5 separate regions of the Mus musculus genome follow, and all the other regions are linked to region 5. The links are chromatin loops, found by intact Hi-C in ENCODE. Cell type or tissue: heart. All regions are shown on one strand. Each heading gives the region's core, and the rest is flanking DNA. Links, peaks and the distances in the headings are about the cores only.

Region 1 (6,129 bases), core at 385-5,384, 88 kb after region 5:
TCTGGTCTGTCTTGCTGGCTTTCCCAGGTTTTTTTTTTTTTTTTTCCCCTTCTTCACTTATCTGCCTTGGCTCTCTAACCTCTGAATGCTAATATCTCAGAGTCTCTCCTGGCCCTCTTCCCAACTTCATGGTCTTTCCATTCATGCATCCGACATGCTGTTGAACTCGGAGTCTGTGTCTGCAGCTCAGACTGCTCTGAATTCTAGCCCTCTGGTACATGTACCTGCCATTTCAGCCTCTTTGCTGGGTTGCTGCCAGGCACTTCATGTTTAGTAGGCCAAGCTAGTTTTCACAGGCCCCTGGACTGGCTCTTTCTTCCTGGAGTGTTCGGTTCTCAGCTCCCTACACATCAGGCTCCTTTAGAACATTTGGGTCTCAGTCAGGTTTCATCTTCTCAGACACCTTCTCAACTGCCAACTCCACAGAGAAGGAAAAATAGACAGGTGGTTGCTGAAGGTTTGGGAGGGTGGCGAGACCTGAGCGTGGAGCCTAATGTGCTCTTTAGAAAGGGTAATGCAGGTGTCGGCTATGGGATTGGGCACTACAGTCATAGCAAAGGCTATATAATTCCCCAAACACACTAAAAACCATTGGAGCTCATCAGGATAACACACTCCTGTAATCCTAACACTGGGAGACTGAGGCAAGAGAATTGTCATGGGTTTGTTCCAGGCCAGTGTGTGCTACCTAGCGAGATTCTATGTTAACAGAAAACCTACAGACACATACATACTCCAAAGCAAACAAGCGCATATCGAAGTGCACAGCTTTATAAGGTATGGTAAGTTACATATTTACAACTCCCACCAAACAACAAGATCAAACTTTCTCCCTTGCTGCACCTCCTGTACAGAACCAAGAGACCTGACGTGTACTCTCTGCCTGTGTCCTGCCACCGTCCCTTCAGATGACATCTGACCACTTGTCAAGACTTTACTCCTGAACTCCTCAAATCCACTCCTTTCTACTCCCCCCCACCCCTTTCACTGGCTACCAGCTCTCATCACTCAGGACTGGACTGTGATTACATCCTACCAGATTCTCCTCACTTCGTCCATATTCGTCTACCACACTGGAGTTGTTCTTTGTTTTTCTTGTCACAACACTGATTGAAGCAAACAACATGTCACCACTTCCCCCAAAAGTGATGTTTTCACTCTGCCCCTTCAGGACAGCTCAGTGGCTCACGAGCAAAAGGCCACTGAATGAATGCTTTCAAAAGGGAAAGTAGCCACAACTTTAATCTAATTCCCACTGTATTACACAGTTGCTTTAAATCTTTTGTCGGCTTACTATAACTGGTGTGATAAACAGTCAAGCTCTTTAGTATGTATACAAGGTCCTTCATAAGGTAGAGATAGCCTGCCCCAATCCGTCTGCTAATCTGTTACCTGCAACCAAAGTAAAACTGGCCATAAATCAGAACCTTTTGTGTGCGCCTGGAACATTATGGTTCCAATACTGTCTTTAATTTTTTCCAACTCTTTAAGCCTTAGCTCGAATGTCAATCACATTTCCAGAATGCGTGAGATCTGTCAGAAGAGTTTCCAACTGTTTTGAGACTCAGCACAGTGCTGACCTATACTCCTGAAACAGATGTCAAAATGAGCACTGAGCACGGTCACTGGTATCACTGCACTGCCCAAGAGCAAGCACTCCTCACAGTGAGTGCTTTTTTCCACATGAGGAAGTGGGTTCATTGAGGCTACTTCCGTATTAAACAGGAAGACTGGGTTTCAGGTCTGACACCAACGTAGCTGTCTATTTTCACAAACTCATTCCAGCACTCCCCACTTTACAATTTCACCAAAGGCGTGAAATCAATGAACTCAGCCCATGCCTGGTGATTTTGTTTGATATTTGCTTAGTGTATATAGGGAGATGACAGCATCACTTGGGTACATTCATTGGTAAGTGCTCAGTAAATCTTACTTTATGAGTGGGTAAAGGAGATAGTTTCCGGCCTTTGAAAATGTACACATTCATGTGGTGCCAAATAGTGTCTCATGCTGAACAACAACCACGTGTATTGGATGAGTCTCACCGCTCATCCAGTACGTTCTGCACCTTTAAATGTGTGAGGCAATTCTCTACAAAATATTCCAGAACGCCATTTCCACTAAAACCAATCTTTTATGGTGATTTAGCTCTTAATTTCTCGCGGAAACGCCTCAGCTTTCCCCTCTCCAATTTCCTCCTACCTTCTGCTAAGGTCTGAGCTCTCAAAGTACATACACCACGTCTTTAATTTCCCCGCCCATCTGAGCACGTGTAGGGTCCTGGAAAGGAGGCAGATGCAGTTCTTCCTTGCAGTGTCCTCTATCTGTCGGTTCCCTCAAGGCTTGCTCTGATGTACGAGATCCAGACTTGTGTTAATTGGCAACCCTTTCTTTATGAAAACACCCAATGACCTGGATTTTTTTTCCCCAAAATACCCTCCCCGAGACTGAAGGAAAAATGACATTCAACCTAGATAGCCCATCGATCAATGTTCTCCAAATCCCTTGAACCTGAGAGGCTGGACCCGCAGCTGCCTCCGCGGGGGTCCCTCCAGGCTCTCACACATACGGGGAGGGGGGCTCGCTCCCTCTCTAGCGCATCCCTTACAGGGGTCGGATCAGCAGCTGGTCGCTCTCCTCTGCAGGAATCGCAGACATCCTGGCAGTCTCAGGAGCAGCGTGGACCACGAACTCGTCGCCGCAGTCTCTAAATTCAAAGCACAGCTACTGCAAACCAAAGAAGAAAAAACCCCCACCACCAACACACAACTTCCGGCGCTCTAGCGTTCCCGGAGCTAGATTCGGCCCTCCAACTTCCGGTTCGAGAACGAGGTTCTTTAGGTTCCCGGAGGTGCGGTTAAGGAACTGGAGGCGCGGCCTAAAGACTGCGCCTGCGCATGATAGGGGCGTGGCCCAGCGGACCAGGGCAGGAAAACTGGCAAAGCCGGAGCTGGAATACGAACTGGAATAACCTACCGGCCGCCGCCGCTGGACCATCCCACACCCCGCGAGACCGGGGCGACCGGGGAACGAGCCGAGGAGGCGAGGTGAGAACCGGGCCTCGCCTCAGCCGGGCCAGAGGGTGCGGGTGTGTGGGGAGTACCCCGCAGCCCGCCGTCCTCCCATTCCCTCCACGTCCCGAGGCTGAGGCACCGACAGAGTGCAAACCGGGGAAAGGAAGAGGAGCTCGGCGCCCGGTCAGGGAGGGACCCGCGTTCCCGTGACAGGTCTACCGCCTGCCTCCCCGGGGACCAGGCTCCGCAAGACCCTGAGGCCTCCCTCTGCTTGTTGCTGCACCCAGGTGGGGTTGGAGTTAGCTGTCTACATCCTCACTTGTGCGAGGCATGTGTGCAGAGCTTTGGAAGCCTGATCTTGTCGGGGTCCCCAAGTAAACTTTGTGATGTGGGACAAGTTATTGAATCTCTGGCTTGGTTGACTCACGTGAATGCAGCTGGGCGTTCTCACTGCTCGGAAGGCTCCGATGACCCTAGGGACCGGCTGCTCCAGATGGGCCAGAGTGAGGGCTAGCGGTTTCTGGAGCATCTTGGCGACGTTATTGGATATCACCTCCTAGGGCAATTGTCAGAACCCTGTAACGAGTCCTCTTCCGCTATACTGTCTATCTACTGAGAACCAATTCAGCCTCGCCTTGCACTAGTTAGTTGAGGGAGTGGGAGTTTAAAGAAGAAGATGACATTTTAATGCTGTGATCTGATGTCTTTTAGTCCAACCTGAAAGTCCAAGGAAGGCTTTCTTTAAAAGGCCCGAAATAAGTTGTGCGAGGCAAGTAGTTGCCAAGGAACTTACAAAATGAGAGTTCTGTGGGAGGGAAAGTTAGATAGTATAAGAACATACAGGAGCTTAGAACCGCTCAGAACCAAAGTGGCTTTGCGTTCCTGAGAGATGTGTAGCTCATTGTTGAAGACAAGCTTGAGAGAGAGTGGTTGGAGAGCCCTGGGTGGGTTCTTGCTGGAGGGATTTGACCTTCCTTAGTCAAATCTTAGTAGTCAAATCTTAGTAGGACACCGGTGAACAACGGCCTAATAATACTGAGCTCTGATCTGTGTTTGAAAGAAATCATTGTTATCTTCTTTTCCTCCTCCTCCTCCTCCTCCTCCTTCTTTTTTTTTTTTAAAGATTTATTTATTATTATATGTAAGTACACCGTAGCTGTCTTCAGATGCACCAGAAGAGGGCGCCAGACCTCATCACGGGTGGTTGTGAGCCACCATGTGGTTGCTGGGAATTGAACTCAGGACCTTCGGGAAGAGCAGTCAGTGCTCTTACCCGCTGAGCCACCTCTCCAGCCCCCCTCCTCCTTCTTTTTGTGGCTAAAATGTGGAGGCAGACCTTAGAGCCACAAGGAGTTCTGTAGGACAAGATCATTCATTCAGAGAGCTGACTCAGTGGATAAGAGCATCTACCTGTCTTATTGAGGATCCAAGTTTTGGTGCTTGTGGCTCAACACCAGCTCCAGGGGCAATCTACTCCTACACACACCTTTTCTTTTTTTAAAAGTAAGGGCTTTTACCCACAAAGCCTCTATAGTGGGTGTGTGGATTCTTTAAGTGTGTCAGACTGTGAACTTGGGCGTTTTCTATAGATTGAGGATCATCACATTCACGCTGAAAGAATGCCATTAGTTCCCCCCAAAGATGTGGGGCTGGTTACCAAGCTGAGGCAGAGTCTGCCATGGACCTGGGATCCTGGTCCTTAGTTGGATGTGAAGGTTGAAGAACAGTGAGGGATTGATGATTTTCTGGTTCCTACCAGTGATGGCTTAATTGCCTGAGTGGGAGAGACGAGGGAGGAGCAGGTCGGAGCCTCTGGCAGTTTTTGCATTTGATGAATCTGTGTAACTTTCAGCTGACAGATAGCATCCCCTGGCTCATTTTTAAGCATGAATAATTTAGAAGCAAGAACAATTTGATTAAGTACATACACCCAGAACAGCAGCAGATATCAAAGACTAACCAGTTCTTTCCCCATCTCAGTTCCTGGATTGATGCTGCAGAGCAAGTTTTGAGAAGTTGCAAAGGCCTTGGTGATATCCAATCATCGCCAAGGATCTGTGGGGATGCTTTAAGATTCTAACAACAGAACCACTTTTTTTTTTTTTGTCTTTTCGAGACAGGGTTTCTCTGTATAGCCCAGGCTGTGGAACTCACTCTGTAGACCAGGCTGGCCTCAAACTCAGAAATCCAGCTGCCTCTGCCTCCCAAGTACTGGGATTAAAGGTGTGCGCCACCACTGCCCAGCAGAACCACATTTTATTAAGTAACTTTAAAAATTAATATAGAAATATGGGGGCTGGAAAGATGGTCCAGCGGTTAAGAGCACTGACTGCTCTACCAGAGATCCTGAGTTCAATGCCCAGCAACCACTCGGTGGCTCACAACCATCTGAAATGGGATCTGATGCCCTCTTCTGGTGTGTCTGAAGACAGCTATAGTGAACTCACATATATAAAATAAATAAGTAATTTTTTTTTTTAAAAAGAAATATGCATTTAAATTTGTAGTCATCTCTCCACAGCTAATGGGTTCTGCATGCTCAGGTTTAAACAAGCCCAGATTTTTAAAGAGGTGTTGTAAAAACAAGACCGAAATTCCACTGTACCAAAGAAGTGGAGACTTTCCTTATCATTATTTTGTAAATAATACATCATATCAACTATTTCTGTAGCACTCACACTAGATATAATGTTCAGCTCAGTGGAGGGTACTTGCCTAGCTACACTAAGTAATTTAGAAGTTATTTAAAGTGTATGGGATTGTGTGTGTAGGTTATATTCACTTGTGTGGTTATGGAACCAATCCTCTGTAAACACCAAGAAGTCTGTACTAAAATATAATGTGCCTAAGTATGTCATATACCAGCACTTTAACTATCATAGACCACCAACATGGTATTTTATGGTACTAGGTTAACCTAGTTTAGCCCAGGCCTAGGAATACGGCTCTCCCGCTGTCCCTCCATCACTACAGGCATCTTTTGGACTTATCCTTTGCAGCAACTTCTGCACAGTACTCAAATAACCTTTAGCCCCCTTTGCTCTCAGGCGGTTAGCTCCATATCTGGTGCCCAGTGAGGTTCTATAAAGCAGAAATCTGGTCCTGTTTCTTGCCT
Region 2 (6,129 bases), core at 456-5,455, 89 kb before region 5:
AGATGTGCACCACCATATCCAGTTTATGTGGTGCTAGTTTCTGTGCATGAAGTATACCAACTGAGCTACAACCCAATCCCCCCCAGTTCTACCAACTGGGACCAAGTATTCAAATATATCAGCATATGGGGGCCGTTCTCACCCAAACCAGCACATGCTAGGAATAAAGGCACTTGCTGCTGTGCCCAGGTGTTGCCACCTTTTAAAGAGCCTTTGAAAAAATCCCAAATACTTTCTCTATATCTTCTGTTAAGTCCATTTCTAGAATTTTGTCTTGTAACTATTTCTGCACAGCAGCAATCAAGGGCACAGAAAAGGAGGGAGGGAGGGAGGGAGGGAGGGAGGGAGGGAGGGAGGGAGGGAGGGAGGGAGGAAGGAAGGAAGGAAGGAAGATAGATCTGTCCATACTACCTGGGAAGTTTTGGAAGATGTGTTCCTAAGTGGAAAAGATCCTGTGTGGAGCGACGTAAGTCATGTGACCCTGTGTGCACACATAGAGGTGCTGGGATGGCTCAGGTAGATCTTCAAGGATGCTCCTCTATGCCTCTGAAGGGAGGGATGAATGACTACATGACAGAAAGGCTGGCAAAGTGGCTCAGGGGATATGGGCACTTGCTGCAGATCCTGTTACGTGGTGGAAGGGGAGATGTGACTCAGTCTAAAAGTTGTCCTCTGACCTCCTTGAGAGTGCACACATACACACAAAATAAGTAGATAAGTGTAACAAAAAATTAGGAAGCCTTTATTGGTTTGATATTGGCTGTTTTGTTTTGTTTTGTTTTGTTTTGTTTTGTTTTGTTTTGTTTTGTTTTTCGAGACAGGGTTTCTCTGTAGCCCTGGCTGTCCTGGAACTCACTTTATAGACCAGGCTGGAAATCCGCCTGCCTCTGCCTCCCAAGTGTTGGGATCAAAGGCCTGTGCCACCACCGCCCGGCCAGGGCTAAAATCTTAAGAGCAGCCCCACGTGGTGAGGAAAGGGCTAGGTAATAGCTTTGTAGATGCAGAGAGTGGAATTGTGCTATACAGGGCCTGGGAGGATGGGAGAGGGATAGAACGAGGCTGGTTAGCAGGCACAATACACTTGGCTCGAAGGATCAACATCTATTCTACGTATCACCACTCAACAGCTGTTCATTACTGTTATTGTTCTTGGTGTTTTTAATGATGTTTTTATTTTTATTTTATGTGCACTGATTGGTGTTTTGCCTGCATGTGTGTCCATGTGAGGATGTAGGATGCGCTAGAACTGGAAATACTGAGCAGCCATGTGGGTGCTAGGAATTGAAGCCAGGTGGTCTGGAAGAGCAGTCATTGCTCTTAATAGTTGAGTCTCTCCAGTGTCCTTGTTTCAGTTTTTTGAGGCAGGGTTCTTGATGTCCTGGATCTCTCTAAGTGCCCCGAGTCTGGCCTCAAACTCATAAGTCTCCTGCCTCTGGCCACTATGCCAAATCAAATTTTAAAATACCTAGTAGAGAGGTTTTAAATGTTTCTAACACAAAGAGATTTTTTTCTAATTGAGATGAGGGATCTGATCACTGTGTGTTGTCTATACATGAAATTCATACTCTCTGTTATAGTCATCTACAATTATACATGCAAGAAAGGAAAGTGGGATGGAGGGTACAGGGTGCTGATGGAGTCTGGGTCCAGCACTACCTTTGGGAGGAACTGAGACCACTGGAAGCCAGGCATGGTAGCACATGTCTGTAATCCCAGCACTGGAGTAGAGAGATCATGAGTCCAAGGACATCCTCAGTTACATAGTGACTTGTAGGCCAGGCTATACTACAAAAGATCCTAACAAGCAAACAAAACAGATTATCTAGCTAGACAGACCCCACGCAGGCCCAAGGCTGAAGAGAAACACAAGATCCCAGAGACCCTTGAATGGGGGGGGGGGGGCGTTGGAACAGGGTTTGAGGTAAGGGTGCTAATGGAGGATGCTCTGGGTGGTTTTGCTATGGTTGACCAGTGTGGTGACTGTGGCCACACTGTGAGAGGCATAGCTGAAGATAGGCTGAGTGTTCATAGGCTGCGGGTACCCCCTGCAGGGGGTGACAGCTACCTACCCCTCTTCTGCAGTAATCCCAAGGAAGAGCCTTCCGTGATATAGTCAACATGGAAACTTCTAGAAGGGAAAGATCCTTGCTACCTCTAGTACTTTACAGGATTTTAGAGCAGAATCCCAAATTACATCTCATTTTAAAAATCTTCCCTGGACACAGCAAGCGTGAAAACTGGAAATGAGCAGAGCCAGACCAGGTCATCTGAACTAGTGTTGTAAAGAGGATGTGTTTGCCCAGGGGCCTCTTTTCTGTTGAGTGAAAATTGCTGAGAGAGCCTTCTTTTGAATGTGCTCCTAATAGCTCCCTCGGGATCCTGGTTGTGAAGTCCACAGAGCTCCTTCCCAGATGGCCAGGAAGCCCAGAGTTGTGTGTTCCTTTCTGAAGCCCAGTCCCACACTCTCTCCACAGAGGAAGAAAGCAGAAAGCAGGCCACACATTTGCACATCTGGGACTCCTGACTGTTGCTTCCTATCTGCTTCTGTCGTTGACTCACTGAGAGAACAGGTCGTGGATGATGTCAGTGGTTTAATGGCTGAGCTAGTCTCAAGGGAAGGGGGTATTTGGTTAATTGAATTCTGTGGCTTCAACTGAGTTGGCATAGTAACAAAAGATGCCTGTGACAGAGTGGAAGGCATAAAGACATTTCAAGATTGCAGTCAATGCACTGACACGTTAATGGAAATCCCGTTGTGTGGAACTGAAAAGGAACCCAGTGGCACTGAGCATAGCTCCTGGAAGTCAAGTTTTCACTGCCTAGATTTTAGATGCAAGAGGTGTTGGGGCTTGCCTTAGATCAACAGCCTCAAACTACCAAGCCTTCTTTGGTTTCTTGTTCAAGACTGCCAGGATGCAGTGTTTCTCAGTTGCCTGGCATTCACAAAGTCCTAGGTTCTCCTAATTATGCATTGATCAGGCATGGCGAAACACACCTATGATCCCAGAATTCAAGGACAGAGGCGATATAATCAGAAGCTTAAGGTCATCCTAAGCCAATTTGAATTTGAGGCTGGCCTGGATACAATGAGACCCTGTCCTTAAACAACAACAACAACAACAACACCATAAAAAGATTGCCAGATTTAGTAAAGGTGAGCAGAGCACAGCATGTCCAGTTATATTTAAATTTCAGTTACACAATGAATGACTCTTTAGTATAAAGATGGCCACTAAAAACCCTTTGTTTTGCTGAAACCTGGACTTCATTGGGCATCCTGTTTTCTGCCTGGCAGTGAAACCCCAAATAACGAGGACTTACAGCCCTTGCACCTGGTTCCGGATTGACCCCTCCCTGAGTTTCTGCCAGTTCACCATGCCCTTATTTGTACATATGTTTGTTTCAGTCAAGGTCAACTGTAAAACACTTCCTCCTTTTGCTTTCGCTTTCATTTTCCTAGCCTTGGACTTAGGCAAACTAGTTTCCCTTCACTGTGCTGTTTATGATTCTCAGTGGTTGTTAGTTTGCTTTTTGTTTATTTGTTTAGTTGGTTTGGTTAATTTGATTTTCAAGACTGGGTTTCTTTGTGTATCCTGGATGTCCTGGAACTCACTCTCTAGACTAGGCTGGCCTTAAACTCACAGAGATCCACCTGCCTCTGCCTCCCAAATGCTGGGACTAAAGGTGTGTGCCACCACACCCAGCCTTGCAGGGTTTTTTTGTTGTTGTTGTTGTTTTTGTTTTTTGGGGGGTTTTTGTGTGTTTTGTTTGTTTGTTTGTTTGTTTGTTTTTGAGACAAGCTCTTTGAGGCTGGCTTCAAATTTACTGTGCACTCAAAAATGACCTGGAACTTCTGGTCTCCTGTCTCCAACTCTGGAATTCTGGGATTACAAGCACACGCTACTACCTTTCTTTATGCGGTGCTGGGCCTCGAACCCACTACTCCCTGCATGCTATGTAAACACTCTTCCATCTGAGCCTCATTTCTAGCCCCTCTGTTTACTGTCCATCTCAAATGCTTTGTCTACTATACCTGTCCTTGATCAATAGGAGAGCAGGACCTTTTTCCTCTTCAAAACTCTTTGGTATCCTTCTGAATGAAGTCCATATCATAGAGAGAAAAGAGTGTTTTGTCAGCCAGCAACTCTGTGAGACAAGTACTCTCCTCCGAAGACAGGTTCTCCTCTGACTCTGACCATCAGATTCTGGTAGGAGCTTCTAGATTGCCCTATGCCATTATCATCTGCCCACAGATGATTGGGCCAGAAGTGAGCACTTGATCAGTGCCAGTCTATCAGATACTCCCCAGGTCCAAACTTAGAGCACTGAGCCAAGACCTCCATTATTATTGAGGACTTAATTTTATCAGCTAGGATCTATAGTTCAAATTACTAGATCTCGAGAAAAGCCATGCCTATGTGACTGTAGTAGCAAATGAGGCCTCAGTGTGATGGGTTCCGTGGGGTCCTGGGAGCCTAGGGGATGACTTGAATTCAGTTGCAGCTCAGTGGCTACCTCTTTACCTATCTTCTCAACAGATTGGAAACTTTGTAGCAGTTTGATAAGAGACAGATAAATGTAGAGGTTGGGAGATGGCAGCAACAGCAGGTGCTGTTTCTGCATTCAGCTTTCTGTACAGAGTTGAGGGACAGCATTCAGTAACCTTTAAGGACATGCTCAGTGAAGATATTCTACTGTGACCACACCAGGACTACAAGATTCCAAAGGCTGCAATCCAGCACAGAGACTGAGCATTAAACCAGTGTCACCACAGCTGCCAAAAGCAGAAGGATTCCCACAAAGGGTTCACATGCATTCTGACATCTTTAAAGAAATGGGAGAGACTAGTAAAAAACACTGACTCAAAAATATTAAAAGAATAAAAAAACAAAGTTAAGATGGTAACAATTAAAAGCATATTATTATATCAACTAGTTGTATACGTTATTTATAATTTATATATTTTATTTTTAAATTCACTGAATTTATAAGATTAACTGTTTTATTAATTTAATTTTTTGTATGTAGGTATTTTGCCTGCATGTACGTATGTATACCACACGCATGCAGTACCCACTGGAGGTTAGAATTCATTGAATCCCTCTCAAACTGAAGTTAGAGGCAGCTGTTAACTGCCCTGAGAGTGCTGGGAACTGAACCTGGGTTTCCTGGGAGGGCAGCCAGTACTCTTAATCACCGAACCACATGCTAGGACCACATGCTCACCCTGTAATTCAAGCTGGCCTGGAGCTCCCTATAGAGATGGGGCAGTACTTAACTTGTGGTGTTCCTCCAGCCCCTGCCTTCCGAGTGTTGGAACTACTTAATAAGGGAATTAATGACCCAGTTCAGCAGAAGGAAAAGAATGTGGACAGATGCCTCACCAAGGGATAGACACAGATGGACAATATACATAAAAAAAGATGCTCAACACCATGTGCCTCAGGAAATATTAACTGGAAACAATAATGAGGCACCACTGTATACCCATAAGAACAACTTACATTCAAAACACTCACCAAGCACCAAATGCTGCTGATGGTGGGAAGCCGCTCCCACTTGCTGGTCCAGCCCCTTAGAAAGTCAGTTTGAAAGTATTTTTGTAAAACTAACCAGGTTCCTACCATATGATTCAGCAAATTGCTCCTTGGAATTGACCCAAGCAAACCAAAAGCTTTTGTCTGCACAAAAACCTATGTGAGAATGCTTATCAGCTTAATCCGTGATTTCCCAAACTTGGAAGCAATTGAAATGTCTGTAACACAGCCACACAATGGGAACTTACCTGGTATTTAGAATGAGACAAAACAAAACCAGAGCTAAAGAGCCACAAAAAGACATGGCGGAGCTGGGAACGGGGAACAATGGATTAAGGTGCTCAATGTGCAAATGTGAGGCTTAAGTTTGAATCCCCAGAACCCACAAAAAAACCTTGACACACATCTGTAATCACGGTGTTCTGTGGTGAAATGGAAGATGGAAACGGGTCCCTAGAAATTCCCAAGCCAACTAGCCTATCGTATGCATCAGAGACCAGCAGACATAGCCTCAAACAAGGTGGAAGTAGAAGATAAATGCCCAAGGCTGCCTGCTCTCCCCATCCTCTTCCCTCTCTCCCTCTCCCTATCA
Region 3 (6,129 bases), core at 392-5,391, 99 kb before region 5:
AGAGAGAGAGAGAGAGAGAGAGAGAGAGAGAGACAAAAAAGAGAGAGACAAAAAGGATCATAGTGGGCTGGTGAGATGGCTCAGCAGGTAAGAGCACCCGACTGTTCTTCCAAAGGTCCTGAGTTCAAATCCCAGCAACCACATGGTGGTTCACAACCATCTGTAATGAGGTCTGACGCCCTCTTCTGGTGTTTCTGAAGACAGCTACAGTGTACTTACATATAATAAATAAATAAATCTTAAAAAAAAAAGGAAAAAGAAAAAAAAAAAAGGATCATAGCCATTTTCCTAACTGGGAGTCCTGGGACAAGATCCTCCCTCTCTGCATCCAGATCTCTTCTGGAAAATGGAGACTTGAAGTAAATATTTTCTCCTGGGTTCCCAAGCCCTGCAACTTTGTGCCTCTGTCACAGGGCGACTCCTCTCCTTTCTCCCAGATGTCCTTTATTACTTCAGGGAACTTACACTGTCACCTCTGTGAGCTGGAGTGTCCTTCAGTCTCTGTTGTCCTCAGCCTTGAGTGGGGCTCATTCTATTTTTAGTGTAGGGTTCTCTGCCCAATTCCTTCCTCAGAAGTAGCATGCCCAGCAGCCAGGGGGCTCCCTCTTCTGCTCTCCCATGCCACCACCATCACACTCCTGGGGTATTCCAGGGTGGGGCAGTGGACTCCACATGGCCTTCTTCACCCAGAGTGTCTGTGGGATGCACAGCCAATGACCTTCTCCATCAGACTGTCTTCCTCTCAGATTCTCTCTCAACTCTGTCCTCCAGCCTTGCAATCACGTGTACGAAATACACAGGAAACAGACTGTGTTCAGACTGGAACTCCATCCCATGGTATCTCATTGTGCACATGAAAATATCCCAAAACATGACATAAAAATCCCAAACCCCTCTGATCACAAGCATTTCAGATAGAGGGTGCTCGGCCTACACTGGAGACCTTTGGAACCAGAGCCAAGGGGTCGTTGAAAGAGAGAGGATAAATAGCAGGTTGTTAATATGGCTCAATGATTAAGTGCAAGCCTGGTGACCTGAGGCAGTCCCCAGAGCCTATGTAAAAGGAGGCATCATCTGTAATCCCAGCACTCCTACAATGCGATGGGAGGCAGAGGCAGTCAGATAGCTTGAAGTACACAGAGACATCCAGAGACACTGTCTCAATACAGTAGAGGGGAGAACTGACTCCCAAAAGTTGTCCTCTGATCTCCACCTCTCTTTCTTTCTTCTCTTCCTCCCCCAATCCCCTCTCCCCCCCCCCCCCACACACACACAATGAAAATAAGTTCATTCAACATATCTGGAGTGGTGGAAGGCTCCTTATGTCCCCTCCACTTGTCATTAGCAGGCTCTTTCTCAGCCATATTAGCGTCAGGAAGGTAAAAAGTGGCTCCTAGGGTTGACATGTGCAGCCACAGTTCAGGGCATCCTTTCTTACCAGAGGACAGGATTAAGCACATTCATGAATGGTGAGTGCCAAGACAACTATCCCTATCACCCTCTGAGAGGAGACAGAAACATGAAACCATGTATGCTCTTCTGTTAGACCGCTCAGACCCACATCAGGACTCAGGACTCTGGGCCATCTCAGAACATCTGACAAACATTCTCCAAGTTTCCAGACATAGACGCTTCTAAAGCTACTAGGGCTACTGTGAGGAGCATCTTCAATGGAAGCTCGTCAGAGCTGGGGTATAGGAGAACCAGAGCTTCTAAATGGGAGGGGTGGTGAGCTCTGTCCAAACCTCTCTCCTGTTCAGGGTGAGGTTAAAGCAAGGATACGTCCAGACCTATAAAGACCCCAGAAACTCACAGCAACACTGCCTTTGGGGAAACCCCAAGAAAAGGTGTTTGATTTTTGATTTAAAAAAATAAAATAAAATAAAGAGGATCACCCCACTTCATGGAGTCAGGTGATGCAGAAAATAGGGGACCCCACCTGGAAGTAGCCCTTCGTTTAGGCCATAAATGAAGCAAGAGGAGGCATGGGAAAGAGGACTGGACTCCTGCCCAGGAATCATGGCTCAGAAAACACCTGCAGAGTCATACTGCTTCCAGAAGGATGCCTGATGGAGTCTGACTCCTCTTGGGAGGACCTTGGGACATCTGAAGAAATCTCTGAAGCTGCACTAGCGACAACGCTCAAAATTAAGATGCTGAGGGCATGATGGGACTTTGGGGATAAATCTTCCCGAGCTATTGCTAAAGGCCAGGCTCACTGACCAAAAGCAACTTAGGGAAGATTTCATCTTCCAAGTCACTGTTCAGCATTGAAGGAAGTCAGAGCAGAAACTTGAAGTAGAACTTGAAGGGTAAGCCATGTATATGCAATGTGTGCTGGCCCACTCGCTGGCTCAGGCTTAGCTAGCCTTCTTTCACAGCCCAGGACCACCCGGGGAAGAGGGTAGTGCTGCCCACAGTGGGCCCAGCCTTATTCATCAATTAACAATCAAGAGAGTCTCCCATAGACATGACCCCTGGATAATCTGATCAAGTCAATTGATTCCTCAGTGGAGGATGACTCTAGTCAGTGCCAGGCTGACAATTAAAACTGATGAGGGTAGCCTTCATCCCTCACTTAGCACACAACCTAGGGATAAGCTTTCTTAGTGACAGAAACTCCCAGAAGGGCACAAGTGAAGGAAAGGGCCAGGGAAGTAGAAACTGATACGGACCCAGCCCTCAGTCTGTGGTCAGTTTCTCATCTACACTTATTTCATATAATCCTCACAATATGAGGAGACTGGAGTTCAGACTTCAGCCTCGAGGAGTGCCAGAGAGTCAAAACTTCCAAATACAGCCTGCCCCTGGCTCTCTTCCACCTCACACCTAAGAAAATGAGTCGATTTAAGGGAGGGTGTTGGCCGGGTGGCCAGACTGTGGGGTGTGCTGTATTTTTAGTCATTTTGTCATGTTGACTGGAGTGGAAAGATGAAAAACCACAGGGGGCTGGCATAGACCTCAGGATGAACTCATGAGCCAGAAATAGGTGGAACCAAAGCCTTCATGCCTCCTGGCTTCTGTTCTGGGCAAACACAAGGGCTGCTCCCCTCTCTTCCCTCCTCTCCCCTCCCCTTTTCTTCCCTCCCCTCCTCCTTCCCCTCTCTCCCCTCCCTCCCCCATTCCCTTTTCTTCCCTTCCCTTCCTCTCTCCCCTCCCTCTCCCTTCCTTTCTCCCATCCCCTCCCTCCCCTTCCCTTTCCATTTTCTCCCCTTCCCTTCCTCCCTCCCCCTCCTTTCTTTCCCCTTCCCTCATTTCCTCACTCCCTTCTTTCCTCTCCCTGCCCATCTCTCACTTTTTTTCTGGGGATCAGGTCTCCTTTGGATACACCAAATCAACAAATGTTAGCGTTCGACGCAACCTTGGCCATTTCGTACCTAATCCCTGCATTATACAAACGGGGAAGCTGAAGCTAAGAGAAGGCTTATTTCCTGTAAATTAGAGATAGAGATGAAATTCCTACAAGTCCCTGGGGCGCTGATCACATCTTTCCCCACAGAAGCCAGGGAAACATGAAAGACATAGCTACAGGCCTTAGGAAGCTCTGGGCTCGCTAATTTAATTTAATTTAATTACACATCTGAAAAATCACTGTGTGAGTGTGAGTGGGGGGGGGGGGGTAAGAAGGCTCCAATCCAGCAGCAACATTCATGAGATGAAATGCTGATTACCCTGTGTGGTGGTTTGAATAGGTTTGGCCCCCATAGACTCATGTGCTTGAATGCTTGTGGTCATGCTTGTGCCATGGGGAGTGGCACTATTAGGAGATGTGGCCTTGTTGGAGGAAGTCTATCATTATAAAAGTGGACTTTGAGGTCTCCTCCTATGCTCAGGCTCTGCCCAGTATGGTGAGTCTCCTCCTAGCTGCCTGCAAAAGATAGTCCCCTTCAGCTACCTGTGGATGAAGAAGTAGAACTCTCAGCTCCTCCAGCACCATATCTGCCTGCACACTGCCATGCTTCCTGCCGTGATAATGGATTGATTGAACCTCTGAATATATAAGCCAGCCCCAATTAAATATTTGCCTTTATAAGGGTTGCCTTGGTTATGGTGTCCGTTCACAACAATGAAACCCTAAGATACCCTGTGATGGTTTGTATATGTTCGGCTCAGGGAGTGGCACAATTAGAAGGTGTGGCCCTGTTAGAGTAGGTGTGACATTGTTGGAGTAGGTGTGTCACTGTGAGCTTGGGTTTAATACCCTAGTCCTACCTGCCTGGAAGTGAGTATTCTGCTAGCAGCCTTCAGATGAAGATGTAGAACTCTCAGCTCCTCCTGCACCATACCTGCCTGGATGCTGCCATGCTCCCACCTTGATGATAATGGACTGAACCTCAGAACCTGTAAACCAGCCCTAATTAAATGTTGTCCTTACAAGAGTTGCTTTGGGCCGGGCGTGGTGGTGCACGCCTTTAATCCCAGCACTCGGGAGGCAGAGGCAGGCGGATTTCTGAGTTCGAGGCCAGCCTGGTCTACAAAGTGAGTTCCAGAGTTCCAGGACAGTCAGAGCTACACAGAGAAACCCTGTCTCGAAAAACCAAAAAAAAAAAAAAAAAAAAAAGAGTTGCTTTGATCATGGAGTCTCTCCACAACAGTAATACCCTAAGACACACCCTGATTGGATCATTGTATATGCACAAATGGACTTGTAATGCCATGACCACAAGAAAATATAACTACTATAAGTCAGTTGAAAGGTTAGTGTAAAGAAAGCTACGGGTGTGGCCCATTAGCTACTGGCCAGCTGCTGCTCTCTTATAGTATATTCAATGAAAGATTAAAATGTTTTTTAAGCCGGGCGTGGTAGCACACGCCTTTAATCCCAGCACTTGGGAGGCAGAGGCAGGCCGATTTCTGAGTTCGAGGCCAGCCTGGTGTACAAAGTGAGCTCCAGGACAGCCAGGGCTATACAGAGAAACCCTGTCTCAAGAAAACCAAAAAAAAAAAAAAGGATTGAACACACTAGGCAAACATTTTATCAACTGAGGGACATCCCAGCTCAGCAATTATGCTGGCTTGAAAGAAAATGGCCCCATAGACTCACAGGAAGTAGCACAATTAGAAGGCGTGGCCTTGCTGGAGTAGGTGTGGCTTTGTTGGAGGAAGTGTGTCTCAGTTCTCTTCTTGCTGCCTGCAGATCCAGATGTAGAACTCTCAGCTTCTTCTCTGCCTGCAACCTGCCGTGCTTCCAACCATGGCATAATGGATTAAACCTCTAAACTGTAAACCAGCCCCAATTATATGTTTTTATTTATTTATGTATTTATTTATGTGGTTGTTTTTTTTTTTTTTTTTTTTTTTTTTTGAAGCAGGGTTTCTCTGTATAACCCTGGCTGTCCTGGAACTCACTCTGTAGACCAGGCTGGCCTTGAACTCAGAAATCTGCCTGCCTCTGCCTCCCAAGTGCTGAGACTAAAGGCATGCGCCACCACTGCCCAGCAAATGTTTTCCTTTATAAGAGTTGCTGTAGTCATGGTGTCTCTTCACAGCAATGAAACTCTAAGACAGAAATCTTAATTTAAAAATTTCAAGTTACATTTTACGGAGAGAGAGAGAGAGAAAAAAAACAGACAGACAGACAGACAGACAGAGTATTGGGAGGCTCTACCAGAGACAGGCACAAAAAAAACCTGCATGCATCCTTGGTCCTTGAATGACTCTTGAGCTGCTTATTTGGCCTAAGATAGAGTTGTTCATGGGAGTTTCGTTCCTGATCTAGGTGCTCATTATTTATAGCATCTTCCAGACCTGATCTCAGCACATCTTTATATTCTTTTTTTTTAAGATTTTTTTAAAAATTATTATATGTAAGTACACTGTAGCTGTCTTCAGACACCCCAGAAGAGGGCATCAGATCTCATTATGGATGGTTGTGAGCCACCCTGTAGTTGCTGGGAATTGAGCTTGGACCTCTGAAAAAGCAGTGGGTGCTCTTAACCACTGAGCCATCTCGCCAGCCCCACATCTTTATATTCTTAAAAAGTATTGAACTTGGGGGCTGGCAAGATGGCTCAGCATGTAAGAGCACCAACTGCTCTTCTGAAGGTCCTGAGTTCAAATTCCAGCAATCACCCATAATGAGATCTGATGCCCTCTTCTGGCCTGTCTGAAAACAGCTACAGTGTACTT
Region 4 (6,129 bases), core at 676-5,675, 170 kb before region 5:
TAAGAATAAAAGGCACAAGCTGAGGAGTACCCCACCAACCTAACATGCCCAAATCCTAGTCCAATCCCCAAGAGCCAGCCTGGGCTGCATGAGACCAATCTCAAACATAGTAAGAGACATGCCTCTGACTATAGGATTTCTGGGTGCAGATATTGTTATCAAAGCACTATGATATACGGAAGAGGCTATAGTGAGAAGATAAGACATGCCAAAATGACACTGAAGCAGTTATCTAGAAAAGATAACTGTCAGAGGTGAAAGGGGCTTTACACTTGAACTATGTAAGACATAGAACAACAAAAAACTAGAAGGCTAACACCGCCATGGTTAGATCGTGGAATATTCACATACTTAATAGAAAGCTGTGACACTTTGAACCACACAGTAGAAACCATCAAGACAAATACTCAGTAGTACTCGCAAGCATCCCTAACCCTTTCCATACACTGAAAAACAAAAGACTGGACGGGAGCTGCTGAGTGTAGACTCAGAGTGTCGGTGACTTGGGCTTCCACATAGTTTTCAATCTCCTTCAATGAGCATGCACTGTTCTTACAAAATCTATTAAACTCACATAATTTAAGCCCATACTTGTATTAAATATTTAAGGGTTTTCAAAAAATATATATGTCATCTAAACTGGCCAGATTAAGGACCTTAAGTTCTTTTTCCTGACTAAAACACACCAGGAAAAAAGCCTTCCACACAGAAGGCTTTGCTGGGATTGTACACAGTGCCAAGAGCTTGAAGAATCACACACAGTGCACTGAGGGGAGAGGAGAGAAGCAGACCGTCAGGAGAGCTGTATCGCAGCCTCCACCTGTCCCAGGCTACTGACTCACTGGTCATTCTTCACCCACTGAATTTCAACAGCACCACACTACACAACTCCAGGAAGCACAGCTGAACACTATTCTGTGTGCTGAATATGCCTGGGTTAGTGTAAAGCCAAGAGTAACAATTGAAGTTGTATAACTTCCCTCAGGTTTGCCTATTGTGTGGAGGGCAGCTTCTCAGGGTCACAGCCTTTTACAAAAACACATTGGGACCAGGGCTGTAGTTAATAGGACACTTGTCCAGCACACAGAATGTACTAGATCATGCCCCTGAACAGTAGGAAAAGAAAAAAAATGTCATACACCTTCAAGAACTGTACATCCTCACTCCCTTGGGTTGAGACTCTTAAATATGGAGCTTAGTAGTAATATTATATTTGTTTCAAACTAAAAATGATGGTAGTTGACTTAATCAGACCAAACCAAGAAACATCAAAGATAAAGATAAAAGAAGTCATTAGTTATGGCTATTCAATGCCTATAAAAATAGTGCCCTGACTCCATCTGCAAATGGAGACTCCCCCATTATGACATCCCACTCCTTCACTATGTTTACATTTGAACCACACTATAAAATTAACACTGACTAAACCACTGGAGCTTCAGTGAGCATCAAAGCACAGGATAAACTGCATACATTTCAAGTGTAATCTGATGTATTTGTGTACATGAGCATTTATATATCTCGATGGGACGTGTCTGCACTGCCATGATCAAGGAGATCACTGCTCCCTCATTGCCCAGTGTTTTAGTTAAGTATATATCTGGGCAATATCCTGTCTGACTAACGAGGAAGCAAACAAGCACCTGAGCTATAGACTAAAGAAGCCACCTCAAAGGAACACCCTGTGTGGGGCAGGAGGGACAGCTCAGGGCCGAGAGCATGCACAGGTCTTGCAGAAGGCCTTTGGGTTCCATTACAACCATCCCAAACCCAGCTCCCCCTGCTGGACTCCATAGACGCCTACACTCACACGCACATGCACATACCCATACATATACATACCTTTTAAAAAGCAAAGTGCTTTGTGAAACTGAGTCATCTGCTAAATTAGCTATGTGTCTTAAGGTGGCTTTTGTTGTTGTTTTACATCTTCTGCGCAGATTTTGAGTTGTCTGAGGTGGGAAGGCACGTCAGTCCCTATCATGCTCTACATTGGGGCACAGTCTCTCTTCCACCCCAGCTAGCCCTTCTGAATAAGTGCTGAAAGCAGTGCTTATCCCTTCTTGGCTCTGCACTTCCAGCAAATCCTTCCCTATGAAAAACAGTCATGGCAGGTTTAGCTAGTCCAGCATCAGGCTGTCCACACTCTGTTACTGGCCTAAAGGTATGCTCACCAGACCAGGACCTAGAACTTTCAGGGTGGAGATGGCCCCGAACACCATGACTACACAATACAGAGTGACAATCTTTAGTTTAAGAAACAGGCATGATGGGGTTAGAAGACTCAGATTCAAGTCTTGTCCCAAGTCTTTGTACTCCTGTGGCATTAGCCACAAACTCAACTGTGTCAGGTGTGGTGGTGTCAGGTGTGGTGGTGTCAGGTGTGGTGGTGTCAGGTGTGGTGGTGTCAGGTGTGGTGGTGTCAGGTGTGGTGGTGCGTGGCTTGGATGCTAGCTCTCTTGGATCTCTAAGTGGGAGCCCAGTCTGGTCTCCATAGTCAGACTCTGTCTTAAAACAACAACAACAACAAAAACCACTAATGACTCCTGAGCCCTGCTTACTCTCTCTGGGCATACTGTTGTATCTCACAGAAGCAGAAATTACATACTGGATGAGAAAGTACTTGGTAGGTTGTGAGGAACTACACAAAGATACGTGGTAAGGAAGCCTGGTTCCAATATGCCCAACAGTCCCCCTGCATTCTAACACTCCATCCTCCAAATCTCTAAGCTGGTACAACACATTAAAAACTAATAAAAATATCCTTCAAGTATAATGTTAAATACTTCATGTTGGGCATGGTGACACATGCCTTTAATCCCAGCATTCAGGAGGCAAAGGTAAGCAGATCTCTGTGAGTTCTAGGCTGGCCTGCTCTACAAAGCAAGTTCCAGGACACCGAGGCTGTTATATAGAGAAAACCTGTCTCAAAAACACCAAAACCAAGCAACCAAACAAACAAACAAACAAAAAACAACAACAAAAAACTTCCATATGCATAGAGTGTAAATGAAACATTCATTTATAAATGTGACTCAACGTAACTTTAGAAGTTCATCACCAATCTAGTTTGCAAATTTCTTAATCTAAGTCTGTGCTCTTAAAGCCTGTTTCTATTCTTGGAATTCAGCCATTGAGTGAGTGATACCGATGCACTGTTTAGGAGTCAGGCCACATACCACCCGGAAACTTCAATTTTGAGAACATAATCAAGTTCGTGAATGGCACATTACTTACATCTGTGTCAGGAAGTACAGTAATATTTGCCTTCTTTGGTAAGGCCCCAGGAGACAGCAGCACACTGAGAACAGCGGTCTCTGAACGCTTTCTGTGGAAGGCAGAAATCTGTTATTGTCAGGCCAACACACTGCACCATGGTTCTGAACTCTACTTCTAGTGTTCCTGGCAATTTCATCCCCCCAAATTAAAAAACAATCAAACTAAAAATACACAGACAGTATATAAAAATAAGGAGAATTTAGTCTCTCTCTCTTTTTTTAAGATTTGTTTATTATTATAAATAAGTACACGGTTGCTGTCTTCAGATGCACCAGAAGAGGGCGTCAGATCTCATTACGGGTGGTTGTGAGTCACCATGTGGTTACTGGGAATTGAACTCAGGACCTTTGGAAGAGCAGTCAGTGCTCTTACCCGCTGAGCCATCTTGCCAGCCTGAGTCTCGTCTCTTTAGTAGCATGAAATGCAGTAACCATTCCATAAAACTACTGAAATATACAGAGTGAGAACAAGAAAGAAAGGTGGACAGGGCTAGATTGGAAACAAAGATATAGGTAAACTCTCTGGGAGAGCTGAGGGAGAAAAGGATGACCCACCGTATGGATGATCAAAGCAAACAAAGATTGAAAACACTGTTGACTTTTTCTTTGGGGCACTGAGGCAGATGTTTCAAGTTTTGATCTATTCATCCAACCATATAAAGGGTATCAACTGTATGAGTACTAAACGTTTAACTGGGTGCTTAGGGGTTCTACTGGAAGCAAAAGGAGCATATGGTCCACTTATGGTCTATATGGATTATAATTTTAGGTTTATCAATGTATTATCTAGACATTATTACATTTGTCATGGATACAGATAGTATCTACTGTCTACCTTGGGTCCCTCTATCATTATTCTGTCAGTGCACACACAGAGAATTGGTTCCTAATTCTTTGGTGTTTGACTTATGGGTCAGCTACTGAATACACCCATCATGTTCACAGTGCATGCAAAGTGCAGCAGCTTCCTAACCACTCTTACAGTGAGGTGTGGGCACGTGTGCTGGATAGTTTTGTGTCAGCTTGACACAAACTAAAGACATCTGAGATGAGGGAAGCTCAATTAAGAAAAATACCTCCATACCATCAGGTGGCAGGTAGGCCAGTAAGGCACTTTCTTAATCAGTGATTGATGAGGAAGGGTCCATCCCATTGTGGGTGGTGTCACCTCTGGGCTGGTAGCTCTAGGTTTTACAGAACCTGGTAAGCTGACCAAATCATGAGGAGTAAGCCAGTAAGCAGCACCCCTCCATGGCCTCTGCATCAGCTCCTGCCTCCAGGAGCTGGATAATACATTGATAAACCTAAAATTATAATCCATATAGACCATAAGTGGACCATATGCTCCTTTTGCTTCCAGTAGAACCCCTAAGCACCCAGTTAAACGTTTAGTACTCATACAGTTGATACCCTTTATATGGTTGGATGAATAAATCAAAACTTGAAACATCTGCCTCAGTGCCTCCAAGTTCCTGCCCTGTTCTTTAGATGATGAACAATCATATAGAAGTGTTAGCCCTTTTCTCCCCAGCTTGCTTTTTTGGTCATGGTGTTTCATCGCTGCAATAGAAACCCTAAGATAGCAAGCACATTAGAACGTCCTCGGCAAGGGTCTGGTATCTGTACCCTAGACAGGCTGACAGGGATTACTTGGAGGCAACCCAAGTTCCAGGTCCTGCTCTTCCTCACGCGCAACCAGCATCAAAGGGAGCTTTGCTGGGTGATCCCCTCCAAGGAGCCACGGGGGTGGCCATCCCACAGTTTCATCCTCCTTCTGGCCCACGCCCCCTCTGAACAAACACTCCACCCAATCCCACCCGCAACCTCCCAGAGCGGACAAGCAGCCAGGTTCCGGGCCCAAGTGGCCACCGCCCCCTCGCTCCGCCCCCTATGCGGGTCACCGCCCCGAGCCGACGCCTGCCCCGGGCGCTGCTCCTCCTCCTCCTGGCTGTCCCTGGCTCTTTGAGTTAGGGAACGCGAGTGGGAGCTCCACGCGTTCCTCTAGGTACTTACCACCTCCTCCACATCCATCGCGGCTCCGCTGCAGACCCCGTTACCCAGACAGCAAGCGCAGCTTCCGGGAGAGACGGGGAGAGCGCTCTGGTCGGAAACACAGCCTCTGCCTTTGCGTTCCAGGAGTCTTCTGTGCTGCCCTTGTGGGACTCACAACCCAGGCTTCAAGCAGGCAGTACAGGACCAGGACCAGGACCAGGCCCCAGTGACAGAGCTCAGACCTACGAGGGTTTTCTGTGGTTTTGTTTTTGTGGCCCTGGATGTCCTGGAATTCAGCTCAGGAGACTATAACTGGCCTCGAACTCACTAAGATCCACCTGCCTCTGCTTCCTGAGAGCTGGGATTAAAGGTGTGTGCCATGACTTCCGGCTTCTGAGTTTTACAGAATGTGTTCTCAGTGTTTGAAGTAGAGAACACAGGTTGTTGAGCTAGAACTGGGTGTCTATTCGGATTTTTTTTTTTTTTAACTTCCCATATCCTAGGAACCAAACCCTGCTAGTGCATGCTCGCCAAGAACTCCACACCACTGAACAACATCCCCAGACCAAGATTTCTAATCATGACTCTATTTCTTTCTTGTACCTTCACCTCCTCCTGTGTAAAAAGTATATATGTTTGCCTATGAATATAATTATGTCTCGTTTAATAAATTCTTGATACATTTATCTCTTGTTCCCTCGTTGAACACACTAATCCCCTGCTTCATTCCATAAACTAAAGTTGTTTTAGATTTTAGAGATTTACCTGTGAACAAAATAAGTCGCCACCTTCGTGAACATTTATATCTGTTTTTTTTGTTTGTTTGTTTGTTTGTTTGTTTGTTTTGCTTATTTGTTTC
Region 5 (6,129 bases), core at 324-5,323:
TGTTGTTGTTTTTTTTTTTTTTTTTTGGTGTTTTTGAGACAGGGCTTCTCTTTATAGCCCTGGCTGTCCTGGAACTCACTCTGTAGACCAGGCTGGCCTTGAACTCAGAAATCTGCCTGCCTCTGCCTCCCAAGTGCTGGGATTAAAGGTGAGTGCCACCACGCCCGGCTGTTTGTTTTTTAACTGTCTTATTGGGTTCTTATACCTCTACCTCCCTTCCAAGCCTCATTCTACCCTGATCCCTTCCAACCACCCCCTACCCTCACTAGGTAAGAGAGAGAAGGATAGAGGGCAAAGGGGGGGGTATAGACCTCTGTAGGCTACTTCCTGGGTAAGAGAGAGAAGGATAGAGGGCAAAGGGGGGGGGTGTAGACCTCTATAGGCTACTTCCTGCTCAGTAGGAACGTTGAGTTTCTTGGGGCTGTCCAATCTTGGTTGTCAGGATATCTCCAGTTTCCTCTTGTCTCTGATCGATCAGGGACAATTGACAATCGGTAACAAAGTCAATGGGAAGCAGAAGCCACCACAGGCCCTCTCGGGGACTTTCCCATTTATACCTCAGTCCCCAGAATTAAATTATCTGCAGGTGGCAAAGATCACACCCCTGCTAGTGCCTGAGGCAAATCCTAATCACCTGCTGTGAAGCAGCCTCTTATCTCACACCTGGGATTAAAACAAAACATTCTCCTAACTGGTTTTTTAAAGAAACTAAAATTCTCACCACAAAGCTGCATTTTTTTTTTTGAGACTTGAGAATTCATATTTCTTGAAGGGCTAGCTTTATCAACTTTATTCAGCAGCAGAAAAAAGCATCCAAATTAAGGTTTTATGACAGATAGGGTGAGACAGTTAGGGCTTCAAGGTGGCTCAGTGAGTGGGTAGATATTATGGGGGTGATTTTTTTCTCTTAAAAAAACAAAAACAAAAGACTAAGATAAAGGCTTGTAGCCAAGTGTGATGGCCCATGCCATCATCCTAGCGACAGGGAGGCTGAAGCTGGAAGGCCTGGGCAGGGTTACAAAATGAGCCTAGCTCATAAAGCCCATCACACTTTTCCCCCTGCTAGGACAAATCCCCCAAAAATAAACCCTTGAGGGTCAGGCTTCGACTGTCAGTTTTGGGACTCTTGATTTAACATAGCCCTGGCTGTTGTTCTGTGTCAGCCTCCTAGTGCTGGGATGGCAGGCATGGGTCACCACCAAGCTGTAGGTGCCAGTTCTGCCCTGCAGGCTTTTATCCAGCATGGCCCTCTGAGATGTTCCTCTGGCTCTTCATCTCCCCCAGGTGGAGTTATTTTATCCTAAAGATATGGACTATTGTCAAATCAAAGATGAATTTCAAATTGGAATCTTAATTTGAATACTGACTTGTGAATGTTGAAGACTACTTAAAATTGGGACTTATCCTGAAAACTTGTTATGATAAAGTGGATCAGGAGTTTTTTAAAAATTAGCACAGTGAAGCCAGCCTGGTCTACAGAGTGAGTTCCAGGACAGCCAGGACCACACACAGAAATCCTGTCTCGAAAAACAACAACAAAAAACCCAACAAAAACAGACACCCCTCCCCCCCCCAAAAAAAACCCAACAAACCAAAAACCTAGCACAGTGGTACTCAACCCCTTGGGTCAGTATCCCTTTGGGGGGTGCAGGGTCCCATTATCAGGTACCCTGCAGTTATTTACATTACCGTTTATAGCCGTAGCAAAATTATAGTCATGAAGCTGCAATTAAACAATTATGGTTCAGGGTCTCCACACATGAGGAACTGTAGTAGAGGGTCCAAAGCATTAGGAAGGCTGAGTGCCACTGAAATAGCATTTACTAAACATAGCTCAGCTGCACAAAAGCTAGGCGACACAAACAATATAATCTGCAGTCAACTAAAGTTACAAACCTGGGGACATGGAGCCTGGACACTCAAGAGAAATATCATAGCATTTCTATTATTAAAAAGCTGGCATCTACCGGGCGGTGGTGGCGCACGCCTTTAATCCCAGCACTCGGGAGGCAGAGGCAGGCGGATTTCTGAGTTCAAGGCCAGCCTGGCCTACAGAGTGAGTTCCAAGACAGCCAGGGTTATACAGAGAAACCCTGTCTCGAAAAAAACAAAACAAAACAAAACAAAACAAAACAAAACAAAAAAAAGCTGGCATCTAATTTGTGGGGGTGACTTTCTTTTTTGGTTAGGTATTCCTTGAATGTGTACCTAGTGAAAGTGTTTATACCTCGGTTGTACAGACTAGTTTAGCTAACATGCCCCCCAAAAAAATGTGCAAAGTCAGTAACTGTTGAAAATGTTGCAAGACATTCCACAACGAACAAATTTAAATCAGTTTATCTTTTTCTGGAAGACGACTTGAAATCTGACCAGGGCTATTAATGTTCAGTACCACAAACAATAACACAGGGAAAAAAAAAAAAAAAAAGACCGCAAAACCACAAGGGGTCGAGTAGGGAAACCAACTACAAGAGTTAGGGGGTAGATGGTCGCTCCTGTTCACTAGGAGACTGCCTAGAGTAAGGAACCAAGGAGCAAATAAATGTCTTTGCATAAGTCTATGTACAGTCCCCTGAGCATTTTCAGTGACAAGAGACCTAGTCTCCCGCAGCAAGTCGCCGAACAGCACACCCGATCCGCGTGGGGCGGATCTCCAGGGCACTGTGGCCGACTTCACGCCCCCATCCCATAGGCAGGTAGTTGACCCCACGCCAGACTTCACAGACCCTTCAATAAAGACGCTGAAGGGGACTTTAATCACGAAGAAGGTCGCACCTGTCTAAGGACCTGCCCATCCTCTCCCACCTTCGTTCCCCGCGGTCACCCGGGGACAGAGGCGAGAGAGAGAGGGTCGAGTCAGGACGCCGCCAGCTGAAGGCCAGGAAGGCGCCAAGCAGGCCCCAGAGGGACCAGGAAGGAACAGAGCCCAGAAGATGGCGTTCTGCCGGCGCCGCGCCGGGGCGGGGCGAGCCACGCCTCCCACAATGCTCTACGGCACCCTTCTTCCGGCTGTGGGCCGCGGGGTGGTCTCCGGCTGCGGCCGGAAACGAGTTAAGCCGCTCTCAGCGAGCGCCGCCTGCACTTCCGGGGACGTGAGCCTAGCTTCCCTGTAGGCGGCGCGGGAGGGAGAAGTTTGCAGGGCCGTGCTGGGAAGATCACCTCCGCTCCCAATGTGAGCAGTTTCCCGAACGCTCTTTCGGAGAAGGTTTCCCAGAGAGGTGGTGGACGGGAACATGAGGCGGCGTCTCCTCATCCTGACCACTTTGGTGCCTTTCGTCCTGGCACCCCGACCTCCGGAGGAAGCAGGCTCTGGCTCCCATCCGCGACTTGGTAAAGAGTTCGGGGAGCAAACTGACTTATCTGACCCCAGAGTGATTGGAGGGACGCGCCGGGGTGCTAGGGGCGGGATATTGGGCTCCCGTGGCGCGTCCCGAAGTTTTCAAGTGAAGGAAGGGGGGTGTGGCTCTCGGTGTTTAGAGAGAGAAAAAGAGATGGGCTTGTCTCTCAGTGAGGAGGGAAATCCTGGAGGGGTCTCCCATAGGGACCGAGGGCCTGGGACGGGCAAGTTCTCCCAGGTTTATTTCTGGAATATTTAGAAAAGAGGTGTTGGCACATGGATGGTTCGTTTGTGGAGTGTGAGATTTGGTCGAGGTCCTTTACTTGCTAACAAGTGAATCTAAGGTGTTAGGTGTTTCTGCTGAAAGCAAGACCCTGGGAAGAAAGGACAGTCCCAAAGCTCTCCACCACTTGTTGGCTCTCAGAGGCTAACTTGAAGTTATATGTAGGAGGTACTGAATGCAGTACCTGGTTGGAAGGTGGCGACTGATGTAGTTTCATTTGCATTTTTCGACTGTATTTGGAATCTTGCATTGGATTTCGAGATCATCCGTCTTGTTGGAGAGGTGCTTAGCTGAGAGAGCGAGGCTCAAACTTCCAAGCCAATTCTTGAATTGGCTTGTCAAGATGAATGTTTTCCTTGCAATTTTTAACAGATCACCAGGGATAACCCATTTAAATTGCCTAGAAACTTAGGGTTTCTACTTTAATTTTTTTAGAGATTGGATTTTAAGGAAAGGCATGCTTTAGAAGTTTTGAATTGAAATTGGCGATAGGCAATTTACTCGCTATCCTAGGATCCTTTAGCTTGCAAAAGTGGCTAAGACATTTCAGTTAATCAGTAACAAAGTGTCAAATAGTTTTGATGATAGGGAACTTAGCAAGTGTCTTAGAATCTTTTAGCTTGCAAATGTTGCCATCTAAGGCATTTCAGCTAATCAATAACAAAGTGTGAAACAGCGTGTTCCCAATTGTGTGAAGTTACGATCATGTCATTATAGTATTTTATTATTCAGATTGAAACCCTATGGGTTTTTTTTTCTAAGATGTATGTATGTATGTATGTATGTATGTATGTATGTATGTATGTGAGTACACTGTAGCTGTCAGACACACCAGAAGAGGGCATCAGATCGCATTACAAATGGTTGTGAGCCACCACCATGTGGTTGCTGGGAATTGAACTCAGGACCTTTGGAAGAGCAGTTGGTGCTCTTAACTGCTGAGCCATCTCTCCAGCCCCGCCTCCCCCCCCCCCCCTTTCTTTTAAATGTCTGTTTTGAGACAGGGTCTCACTATGTATCTCTAGTTGGCCTGGAACTCACAATGCAGACCAGGCTGGTTTTGAACTCATAGAGATCTATCTACCTCTGACCCAAGAGGTGGATTAAAGACCTTGCACCATCACTCCCAGTCTTGTGTTGGTTTTTTTACCTTGTGTTTTCGTCTTATTTACTAAACAGGGTTGTGGTTGACTGGAGTAGACACTGAATGTGTTTTATGTTTGTATCCAAATAACTTTCTTGTGTGTTTGCATTTTAAATGGTTATGTATGTGACAAATTTAGAGAACGGCAAAGGAGCTAGTTAGAAAGTGCTGAAATCTAAGTTGATAGAATCTGAAGGAAGAAATTTCAGGATGGATAGAGATAAGGACATACTTCATTTTAAGGATGCTATAAAGAATTTATTCTCTTGCATTTGAGACAGTAAAGTGATTTTTTTTTTTTTGCACCGTTCTGACACACCTTCTTACCATTCTCCTGACCAGGAGTAGGAAGAAAAACATGAATCCTAGGGAGTCATACCAGTGTAGAGGAAAACTACATTATCTCTAGACTGATTCTCAGCAATGTAAACAAATCATAAAAATTTAAAAATATTTATTTATTTATTTATTTATTTTTCTTTTGGTTTTTCGAGACAGGGTTTCTCTGTCTAGCCCTGGCTGTCCTGGAACTCACTCTGTAGACCAGGCTGGCCTTGAACTCAGAAATCCGCCTGCCTCTGCCTCCCAAGTGCTGGGATTACAGGCGTGCGCCACCACGCCCGGTAAAAATATTTATTTTTAAAACAGTCTGACTTGATAGGCCTGGCTATCCTGGAACTTTCTATGCAGACCAGGCTGGCTTTGAACTCATGGATCAGCCTTTCCCTCCAGAATGCTTGCATGGATTGTCTTCTTTCTTTCTTTATAAATTTTTAAAGAATTTTTTTTTTAAACCCACATCCTGAACCTTGAAGAAATCCCCTCTACGTCAGGTCTGCTCTCTCTCTCTCTCTCTCTCTCTCTCTTTTTTTAAAGGTTTATTTATTTATTACATGTAAGTACACTGTAGTTGTCTTCAGACACACCACAAGAGGGCGTCAGATCTCCTTACAGATGGTTGTGAGCCACCATGTGGTTGCTGGGATTTGAACTCTGGACCTTTGGAAGAGCAGTCGGGTGCTCTTACCACTGAGCCATCTCACCAGCCTTCTTTTTAAATTTTAATAGCAAAGTATAGCACATTCTACCAGAAAACAAAACCCAAGCCCATAGTATAATCTATTGACCTAAGATTTGAAGAACTCATATTGGGGCTGGGGCTGCCAGGAATTATGCCTGGCATTAAGATATAAAGATGAAATTATATTCATCTTTGAAGGTTTATGGCTTAAGGGAGACTCATTCAGAGATCTAAATCGAATGGTTGTGTGTATGCTAACCTGAAGGTAAATTTCAAAATGTTTCAAATACAAAATCTGTGACCTACTTTTTTTCTCTTCCACCCACCACATCTTCTTTTATTAA

What was found. Peaks named below come from ENCODE experiments on the same cell type or tissue, not always from the same donor. Only the 100,000 strongest peaks of a DNase experiment are listed, where the experiment ranks them.
Region 1: it touches region 5 in a loop (5-fold over the local background); 9 of 42 quality-filtered maps call a loop at or near these places.
Region 2: it touches region 5 in a loop (2.8-fold over the local background); 4 of 42 quality-filtered maps call a loop at or near these places.
Region 3: a loop joins it to region 5, with 2.2 times the contacts of the local background. A loop is called at or near these places in 4 of 42 quality-filtered maps.
Region 4: a loop joins it to region 5, with 2.7 times the contacts of the local background. A loop is called at or near these places in 4 of 42 quality-filtered maps.

Annotation. Positions count from the first base shown.
Region 1 is chr12:21,283,024-21,289,152 of GRCm38, reverse strand. Itgb1bp1 (integrin beta 1 binding protein 1) reads left to right here and starts at 2,869. Exons shown (of 7, transcript NM_008403.5): 1 at 2,869-3,047. Cpsf3 (cleavage and polyadenylation specificity factor 3) reads right to left here and starts at 2,856. Exons shown (of 18, transcript NM_018813.3): 1 at 2,609-2,856. The coding sequence starts at 2,658. Gm25821 (a small nucleolar RNA gene) reads right to left here and starts at 1,226; the gene lies at 1,094-1,226. In heart, for the core only: CTCF peaks have their summits at 2,790 and 4,189 (motif pointing right); a DNase peak (open chromatin) is centred at 2,882; H3K4me3 peaks cover 2,350 bases; H3K27ac peaks cover 1,587 bases.
Region 2 is chr12:21,460,098-21,466,226 of GRCm38, reverse strand. No RefSeq gene overlaps it. Among named protein-coding and RNA genes, the nearest start is that of Gm4419, 45 kb to the right of the region's middle. In heart, for the core only: no CTCF peak of the experiment used is centred there; DNase peaks (open chromatin) are centred at 2,436 and 3,356.
Region 3 is chr12:21,469,418-21,475,546 of GRCm38, reverse strand. No RefSeq gene overlaps it. Among named protein-coding and RNA genes, the nearest start is that of Gm4419, 55 kb to the right of the region's middle. In heart, for the core only: CTCF peaks have their summits at 597 (motif pointing left) and 2,764; a DNase peak (open chromatin) is centred at 2,896.
Region 4 is chr12:21,542,508-21,548,636 of GRCm38, reverse strand. Gm31676 (a long non-coding RNA gene) reads left to right here and starts at 5,111. Exons shown (of 2, transcript XR_381320.2): 1 at 5,111-5,283; 2 at 5,415-5,956. It overlaps LOC115487949 (a long non-coding RNA gene), which reads right to left and starts at 5,396. Exons shown (of 4, transcript XR_003950113.1): 1 at 5,292-5,396; 2 at 3,238-3,328. It also overlaps the pseudogene Gm19196. In heart, for the core only: a CTCF peak has its summit at 3,529 (motif pointing right); a DNase peak (open chromatin) is centred at 5,186; H3K4me3 peaks cover 825 bases; H3K27ac peaks cover 685 bases.
Region 5 is chr12:21,370,537-21,376,665 of GRCm38, reverse strand. It overlaps Adam17 (a disintegrin and metallopeptidase domain 17), which reads left to right and starts at 3,034. Exons shown (of 19, transcript NM_009615.6): 1 at 3,034-3,330. The coding sequence starts at 3,234. In heart, for the core only: a CTCF peak has its summit at 3,104; a DNase peak (open chromatin) is centred at 2,995; H3K4me3 peaks cover 2,247 bases; H3K27ac peaks cover 1,778 bases.